2 separate regions of the Mus musculus genome follow, and region 2 is linked to region 1. A link is a loop called in an ENCODE intact Hi-C map of the cell type or tissue named here. Cell type or tissue: heart. All regions are shown on one strand.

Region 1 (4,000 bases):
TGCTGAGAGAAGAAACGCTTGTATCAGCTTTAACCAGCTACCCTGTGTTCCGTCTTTCTGGGCTGGAATGAGAAAGCTATTAGAATCCTGGAGGACTGCGGGCCACATACAAATCATCTTTGTTACTCACACTTGGGGGGTACTTTATAGTGGCTGTCAAGACCAATACAAAACATGGTTTGTGTCTGAAAAAGTCAAGTGCCATTACTTAAGAAAGAAGATACTAGCTACCCAAGTCAGTGACCAACATCCAGGATGTTTACTGAGTTTCCTTGTTAGAGAGAGGTACAGGTTTATTATTGCGCCCGACTGAAGTAGACTGACATGCAGGTTTGCATTCTAGATTTGATGGGCCAGCAAAGGTTAATTACTTGCCGTGATCTATGTGGAGCAGGAATAAAGGAGATGAACCATATTTCGATTTCATCAACGTTCTTCGGGGAATATATAAAAGGATGCTATTATTATGTGTGGGTAGGGGTTGGTGCGAAGGGGCGGGGGCATTAAAAAGAAAGTTGTCTAATGAATGTAGCCAATAGAAAAGTCCAAGGTTTTTTTTCTCCCCCCTGGCCCCTCCAAGTTATGATAAATGATAGCACACGGGAAAGATAACCTAGCAGGAGAGTGGGATCGCCAAGGCCAAATACTAAAACTCCCAGCTGACGGGGCTCATACACTGCAGCCTCTGTTCATGTTTATTTTTTCTGCTCACTCTTGGTTTCGTCAATCAGTATGATAGACGATAAGTCCTGACTAGAGCGGCCCGCGTCCTGCTCTCTCACGGTGGGTAGCATGTTGTGGTTGGCGCCGCGCAGTCGGAGCATCGCCCGCACCCGGAGCAGCAAGGGATGAGGTTCGAGCAACTTCCAGCAGCCAACTCCTTGGAGAATACCAAACAGGAACGTTATCAGCAGAGAGTGGGGCTGCCAAGAAACTGACCACACATTAGTACCTTTGTTTGGGTAGAGTCTAAAGGGGCTGTAGCTCAGACTTGAGACACTTTCTGTTAAATCATCCCTGGTGTTAAGTGTTAAAAGAGAAGCTTGTTAAAAAAAAAAAAAAAAGAAAGAAAGAAAGAAAGAAAGAAAGAAAGAAAGAAAGAAAGAAAGAAAGAAAGAAAGAAAGAAAGAAAGAAAGAAAAGAAACCAGGGCTGATGGCCCCAGGCAGTCCTGTGACAAGACTCTTCCCAGTTAGAGACTGAATTTGTGGACTTCCTGAGCTGAGGTATATAAATGGACATCAATTTAAAGAAAAGGAAAGAAATCCTTTTTAGTCTCCTCTTTACTTGTAAATGCATCTTTACTTGTAAATGCACACTATCTGCAGCAAAACAGCATAAAAATTCCTGCAAAAAGAAGTCTGTGGGCACAGTGGGGGTTGGGGGCTGAAACACTTCTTAGGTCGCCAACAGCTCATCAGATAAATGGAATTTCCTGACTGCTATCCACAGATACTAATGTTGTTTATTTAATCCCTCAGAACTAACACTCTGCATTTCTTCCTAAATTGTTGGTTGTTTTTTGTTTTTTGTTTTTTCCCCTCTATTTCTCTATTTCAGACACTGGAAACTTTTAGAAACATTTTGATATCACTATTTTTTTTCTTAGTTCATTTTGTAGGAGCTTAGTGAGTATTTAAAAAAAAAAATCAAGAATGTCCTGACTTGATGCAGTGAAGGAGCCAAAGTGAAATTCTTTTGATATCTCGTGATGCAACCAGTGGCCAGACATTTCCTGTTCAGCGTTTCCCCCTGGGAATTCGGGTTTTCTTCCTTAAGAACACATGCACTGGACATCTCCAGCACTGCCCTGTCTGAAATTTCAAATGAGTGACCCACACCTTCCCTCCAAAGTGTTGCTTCACAGTAGGAAGGGAATGTAAACCGGACAGCTGGCTGCCTACACAGCTTTTCTTTGCTTCAGAAACTTTGTGGACTTGCTAGAGAGTGCTCCTTCCTACCTTCAGACTCGGTCCCTAAACAAGGCAAGCATTTTCTCATTCCGACTTCGCGTCCCTGGTGCAGTCCCTTGGAGCTGCTGATGTCTGTTAAGCTGAAACTCAACACGGGAATATTAGTTTTATTTCGGTTAATTATGTTACTAAGAGCTCATGAACCTTAAGATTTAGGGCTGGTCTGTTTCTAGTTAGGCTGCCAAGTTTTCGGCTTGATGGAGGGGGTCTGTTTCATTCTCCGTGGCCTCTGCACCTCCGTAACCCCTGACTTCCTCTTTTCCTGGATCGCAAGTTTACGTTCTCCCCTTCTGTGAGAAGATTGAATGCTTATTCAACTCTGAAATGACTATGGTCACAAAATATCAACAGTGATTTTTAATAGATCTGTGCCTATCAAAATATTGTTGCTGAATAACAGGGTAGAGGTAGTTGTGGCTGCTGATAGTAAGGAATCCGACTGTTAATAAAAAGCAGACAGGGGCTTGAAACAGTACTTCCAGAGTTGCAATTTAGACACTTTATATTACTTTATTTAGTGCAACACCTGCAGCTACTCACATTGCTGGTGGCTGAAATAATCCAGGTCCACACAGGGAGAGTATTAGAATTTCATTGTGCTATTTGTGCTTACTGTTTAAGCCCTCCTCATAGGGGAAAGCATTAGCTAAGTGTACAGTAGATAATAAAAAACGGGATTTGGCTCATCTGTGGCCCTTAAATCTGCCTAGTAAAAACCTCCCTTTGTAATTAGTATCTGACTTCCCTTGTACCTCTGCTGGGCACCTGGGGGTGGGCAGTGCCACAAGCTGCCACTTGTTAACGTTTAGTCAGTTGTCCCCACAGTTTGTGGATTTTATGATCAGGCCCTCTTCTGAGCCTTGGCCAGTGTGAACTTCCTAAGCTTTCTGCAGATGCTATAATGGATTTCGGATGGAAGATGATTGTACCTCAACAGGACAAAGAAGGTGCTTCACATTAAAGCAATAATACAAAGTCATTCTTCACCTTTAATTGACAGCCCAATTTAGATTTCAGAGGATGCTTTCTAGTGATGTTCTATTTTAATGTGAACTCCAAAGGGTTGATAAACATCAGTATATAGGTGTAAAGAGTTCAAATCAAAAAGTTTCCTCATCCAGGCCAGAGAGAGAGAGAGAGAGAGAGAGAGAGCGCACTTGAGGCTATTTCTCATTCCTGAAGAGGTACACAGTTCAGTGGATTCCTACCCCTCGACTTGAATTGCTCAGGGTCCACTGAGACAAGCCATACTGCTCTGCTTGTTTGGGGGTCAAAGAAGTAATCACTAAGGCCTTCCTTCAGAATATTTTTAAGCGTTTAGGGGAGATAAATAGCATGCGGAGATTTTATAATCATGATCCGAGTTTCCAGATAGCTGTCCCACTTCCTAAGCTCTGCTTGCTGAAGTTTATTTGGTCACTGAAACATTAAGCTTAAGCAGTCCTGTTCTTTCTACTTTATGAAAATGTAGACAGGAAATTATCAGCAAATTGCTCGTTTAGAATTAAAGGCAGGAAATGAACTTCAGTAGTTGAATTCTTGTTGTAAAAGCTTCTACCTAAAGTACAAATGAAGCCAGAAAACCATGGGTTTTTTTTTGTGTTGTTGTTGTTTTGTTTTTTGTTTTTTGTTTTTTTTTAAGTCTGAGTTTGCTATATCAACACAAATAGACTTAAATGAGTGTCCTATGTTTCCCCCAAATGCTGATGCATTTTTTGCAGGATCCATAGCTATTTGTCACTAATTTCCTGACAATCTAAAACTATAACTAGTCATCCTGGTTTTCTCAACCTCTTATTAAAAAATACAATTTCTTAAATTGCATTAATAGATGAATGTAGGCTATGACCCAGAAATCATAACTCTGTCAATTTATTACAAAAATATAAACATCTCTTCAAGTTTGAAAACTTGAAATTTCAGAACTTTCTATTAAAGCCTTGCTTATAACACATGAATATATATTCCTAAATAGTTGCTAGTTTCCCTCCATGGGGCCTTTTTTTAGCTATTCCTTTTTGAAGCTTG
Region 2 (4,000 bases), 140 kb before region 1:
GGAAACCTCAAGGCAACTGCCTTTTTCATGGCCACTTTCCCAAGTTTATGATCCTCCATCTTGACCCCTGGGGAGTTGTGAAATATTCTCTATACCTTCCTCATGCTGATATACTTCCTTTCTTGACAATGGCTAGTCCTTAACCATCCAGTCCAGCCCTAAACCAGTGTGTTCCGTCATCAGTAAATTCCTGCCTGTGATAGTGTTTTCTTAAATACCTGTTTAAACAGTGATTTAGATAAGAGTGTCCCATTTGTGTGCAGCAGGAAATGCCTGCCTTCTTTTAGATATGCTGGCAAATAATTGCTGTAGATAGGGCCTGAACGCTGAAAGGCCGTACTCTGCTCACTGCAGATGCCTGAGAAGCGACCTGCCAGTAAGCTGTGATGTAAATACCGGCATTTCTATTCTACTTTAAATGGATTGGAAGCAAAGCCACTTTGGGGATATAAAAGGCTTATGAAAAAAAGCCAGTAGGTCAGAGGTTGCCAAAAATCTCTTAAAATTTTGTAGTGCTAAAAGAGAGTTCAGGCAAATGTTGCATTGTGAAAGGAATACAGACGGGCATGTAAGGAGTCTGGTCCTACCAGGCCTTCCAGTATAGACTGGTGACTAGGCTCACCAACAACAAAATATACCAAACATTAACCAGGTCATGCTTTCCCTCTAGGCCTTACCCACAGAACGTTAGTGTCTCTATTTTGTTTTCTTGGATTCTGTAAATAGATGCCAAAAGGCTCTAGCAATTTCTTTCCATCGCCATTTAAGAGAAGCTTAGCAAGGCCTATACCATAATATGAGAAATATATTTATGTATATATTTGCTATTTGTTTTCAATTCCTATTGTACTCTTGGCCCTGTCTGTTGCTACCTCTCCCAACCCTCTCTCATTCTGGATCTTTCTGACAGCAGACTAATGAAGTGCTTTGAATACTGTCAGGTAGCAAGGCCCAGAGGGAAGAAATGGATTAGGTCAGAACAAGGAAGCTAACTGAAACACTGAGAGTCAAAGGAGCTTGAAAGACCATTAGGAAAATTCCACATGCCAAGCCATGTCAGCAGGCTAGGGCACAAATATGCCATAGAGACTCAGATGTCACACACATGGACCAGAGTTGAAACATGACGAGTGTTTGCCTTTCACCCTTTTCTGGGATCATGGTGCTTTGAAGACTGCCCATGGGTGACCTCTCTAAGACAATGACCTCTATAGGACAGACCTCTGCTTCCAAATCTATGCTGCTGGATTTCCATAGAATCCTTTACAGCCTATTTGTCAGCTCCATGAGCATCTATTTTCCTCATCTTAGTAGTTTCCTTTCCTCCTTTCATTGGGAGTGTGAAATTTCATTTTCCTGGGGACATTTTCACAGAGTGCTTCAATGGCCAGTTCATTGCTCGGTTTGTGCATCTGGTATTACCTGGGCTCCTCCCTTTCCTCACATGTTCAGTGGAGGGCTCTGCTGCTGGTGGAGAAGAGCTGGCCCCTGAGGTCCTTTGCTTTCTCATCAGCACGCCTCTGTCACCACTCAGGAATTGTCCTGAGGAGGGACGGAGAGCATGTCCTGTTTTAATTTGGAAAGGAAACTGCAGTCTTCCCCCTCCCTTCCCCGACCACTGGTAAGCGTGCATGGACTCACAGACTCATGGCTCTATGCTCACATACTCCCTGGAGGTCCCTGGTGGGGCCTGAGGTTTGGCTAAGCCTCCCTCTCCTGATGCTGGGCACACATCGTCTGCGTTCAGCCACGTGTAATCCTTCCTGTCTGCCTGGGAGTTGGGCACAAAGTACTGGTGCTTGGGCCCACCCTCTTCTTTAGTGGCAATTAACCTTTACTACAGAGCTTCCTTTGAAGTTTGCTCGTGTTTTTATTACAAAACTGCAACAAGAAACATAATGGGGGGAAATGTCTAAATTTCTGAGTTACCTAATCTGTTCAATTCCCTAGTCGGGCTCCTCTTGGCAGCTGTTTTACACAGCTATGATCTCAACCAGTCTGCCTGAGATCCCAAATCATGTTTCTGTCTCAGCCTATTTTTAAGATTAGGGAGCTGCTAAGTACCACACACACACACACACACACACACACACACACACACACCACTTATTGCTAGCAAATGCACATGGATGTGCATATTGTGCGCAAGTTTGTACAGCCAAGTTAACATGGTTTCATGGTTTTAGCTAAAGTCGAGCTTTGTGCTTTAAACGTTAGCATTAATACTGCCTTAGTCTCTGAACACTTTCTATCAATGGACTGACTCGGGGAGCAGAGAGGAAAACATTTCCGATACCGACAGGAAGGACAACATGGAGTGATAAGCATTTTGATGGCCATTGAATGCTATTAATGGGTGAAGCTCAGGAGCTTGAATGGCATCTGCCCAGAAGATTTTCAGTTAAACTAAGCAGAGGAGCCAAAAGAAACAACTGGTGAGTTATATAAATCCCACAAAAAGAGAAAGCAACTCAGGCCAGCCTTGCAAATAAGGGCCAAAGAATTATGAGTGAAATGGCATTTTTTTTTTCCTAGCCCGCCGTTCACAGGAGCTCAAATAAATGAAATCATTTTTCCTCTGCTTTTCACTGAGTAGTAAATCACTGCTAATCCAAGGCCGGAAGAAAAGCAACCATGAAACTCAATGGAAATAAGGGAGAGTACCTCACCCTGGTCAGAATAGGTGAGGACTTTCTAAGAAAATGCAAAAAACCCACAAAGACAACTTAGTGAACTTAGTTCCACTAATGATAGAAAGTTCTATGACTGTATCAAATAGAAAACTATAGAGAAAATGAGTAAGATTTTTATCCTTGGGCTAATTTGCCATTAATCAGACAAGAGTTGAGGCCCATTTTAAAAAAATGAGAGAAAGCTATGCCTAATATGTAATGGAAGAAATATGAGTCACTGATAAAATATTTAGTATTAGTAATCACTAAGGTATAGATTAAGGAAACAACTGATAAATAGTTTTCCTACTGATAAAAATGAAAAACAGCACACATTGGAACCTGTAAGTATGACTGGTAATAGTATAAATTGATAAATATATTTGGAAAAGAAATGCCAATACTCACTAGGTTTTAATAGGGATCCCATCTAAGAAAAATTGAAATGGATAAATGTAAATATCTATATAGAGGGTATTTGTTTTACTGACAGTTTTGGGATTAAAAAGAAAAAAACAAAAAACCCGAGTACTATAGACACACTTCCTTTGGATCCCTATAATGGTAGAATGTGTAGCAATTGCACATAAGTTTAGCAAATAGGAAAAAAGAGAAAAGTATTTACAAAACACTATCAAATGAAAAGGCTGAACAACAGAATGTTTACACAGGAGACAGACTTTTGACGACCCAGACTCCTAATAAAATCTTTAAAGAAAGTAAAAGGCCTAAGTGAGAAAGCGAAGATTGGGTTCGAACAGTTGCTGACTGTAGAGATTCTGTTCTGTGTCTTTTACTGCCAGATTCTACATTGGAAGAATGAAAAATTATTTTTCACATCACTTTCCCCCCACTGGATTGCAATGAGTGTATTTATGCAGCAATGGGCACTGTTATTATTGGTAATAAGCTTTCAATCCCCCCCCCCCTTAGATTCTGGTATCTTCTAAACAAAACTCTTACAAACTGCAAACCTGGGTAGTTACTGAGACAGCTACAGAAATAAGTAGAATCTAATTGAAGTGTGGGCTGTTGCTTGGTCTCTAGGGACATTAGAACGCTTACGGTTTGAATTGGAGGGGTTGATTTTTCAGTAGAATTTCCCAAGCCATTTGCCTCAAACAATAAGCTCTTCTCCCTGTCCTCATCGAGTTAATGACACAACCAAAGGATACATGAAGCAAATTACAGTTGGAGGCAGCGCAGCTCCAAGAAGTTACAAGGGTTATTTATCTTTATGGGCCCACTGATGTATGCCACACGCCCTACCTGATACTTTCCTATTGTAAATGTGCTCAATCGGTGAGAGCAATATGTAGGAAGTCTTT

Evidence for each region. Hi-C counts contacts between places; a loop is a spot of excess contacts. Peaks named below come from ENCODE experiments on the same cell type or tissue, not always from the same donor. Only the 100,000 strongest peaks of a DNase experiment are listed, where the experiment ranks them.
Region 2: it touches region 1 in a loop (2.3-fold over the local background); 2 of 42 quality-filtered maps call a loop at or near these places.

What each region holds. Positions count from the first base shown.
Region 1 is chr3:30,103,456-30,107,455 of GRCm38, reverse strand. All of the region lies in intron 2 of Mecom (MDS1 and EVI1 complex locus), which reads left to right. Among named protein-coding and RNA genes, the nearest start is that of Mecomos, 86 kb to the right of the region's middle. In heart, no CTCF peak of the experiment used is centred here; DNase peaks (open chromatin) are centred at 795 and 1,805; H3K4me3 peaks cover 1,380 bases; H3K27ac peaks cover 3,239 bases.
Region 2 is chr3:30,242,426-30,246,425 of GRCm38, reverse strand. All of the region lies in intron 1 of Mecom (MDS1 and EVI1 complex locus), which reads left to right. Among named protein-coding and RNA genes, the nearest start is that of Mecomos, 220 kb to the right of the region's middle. In heart, no CTCF peak of the experiment used is centred here; DNase peaks (open chromatin) are centred at 325 and 1,665; H3K27ac peaks cover 1,591 bases.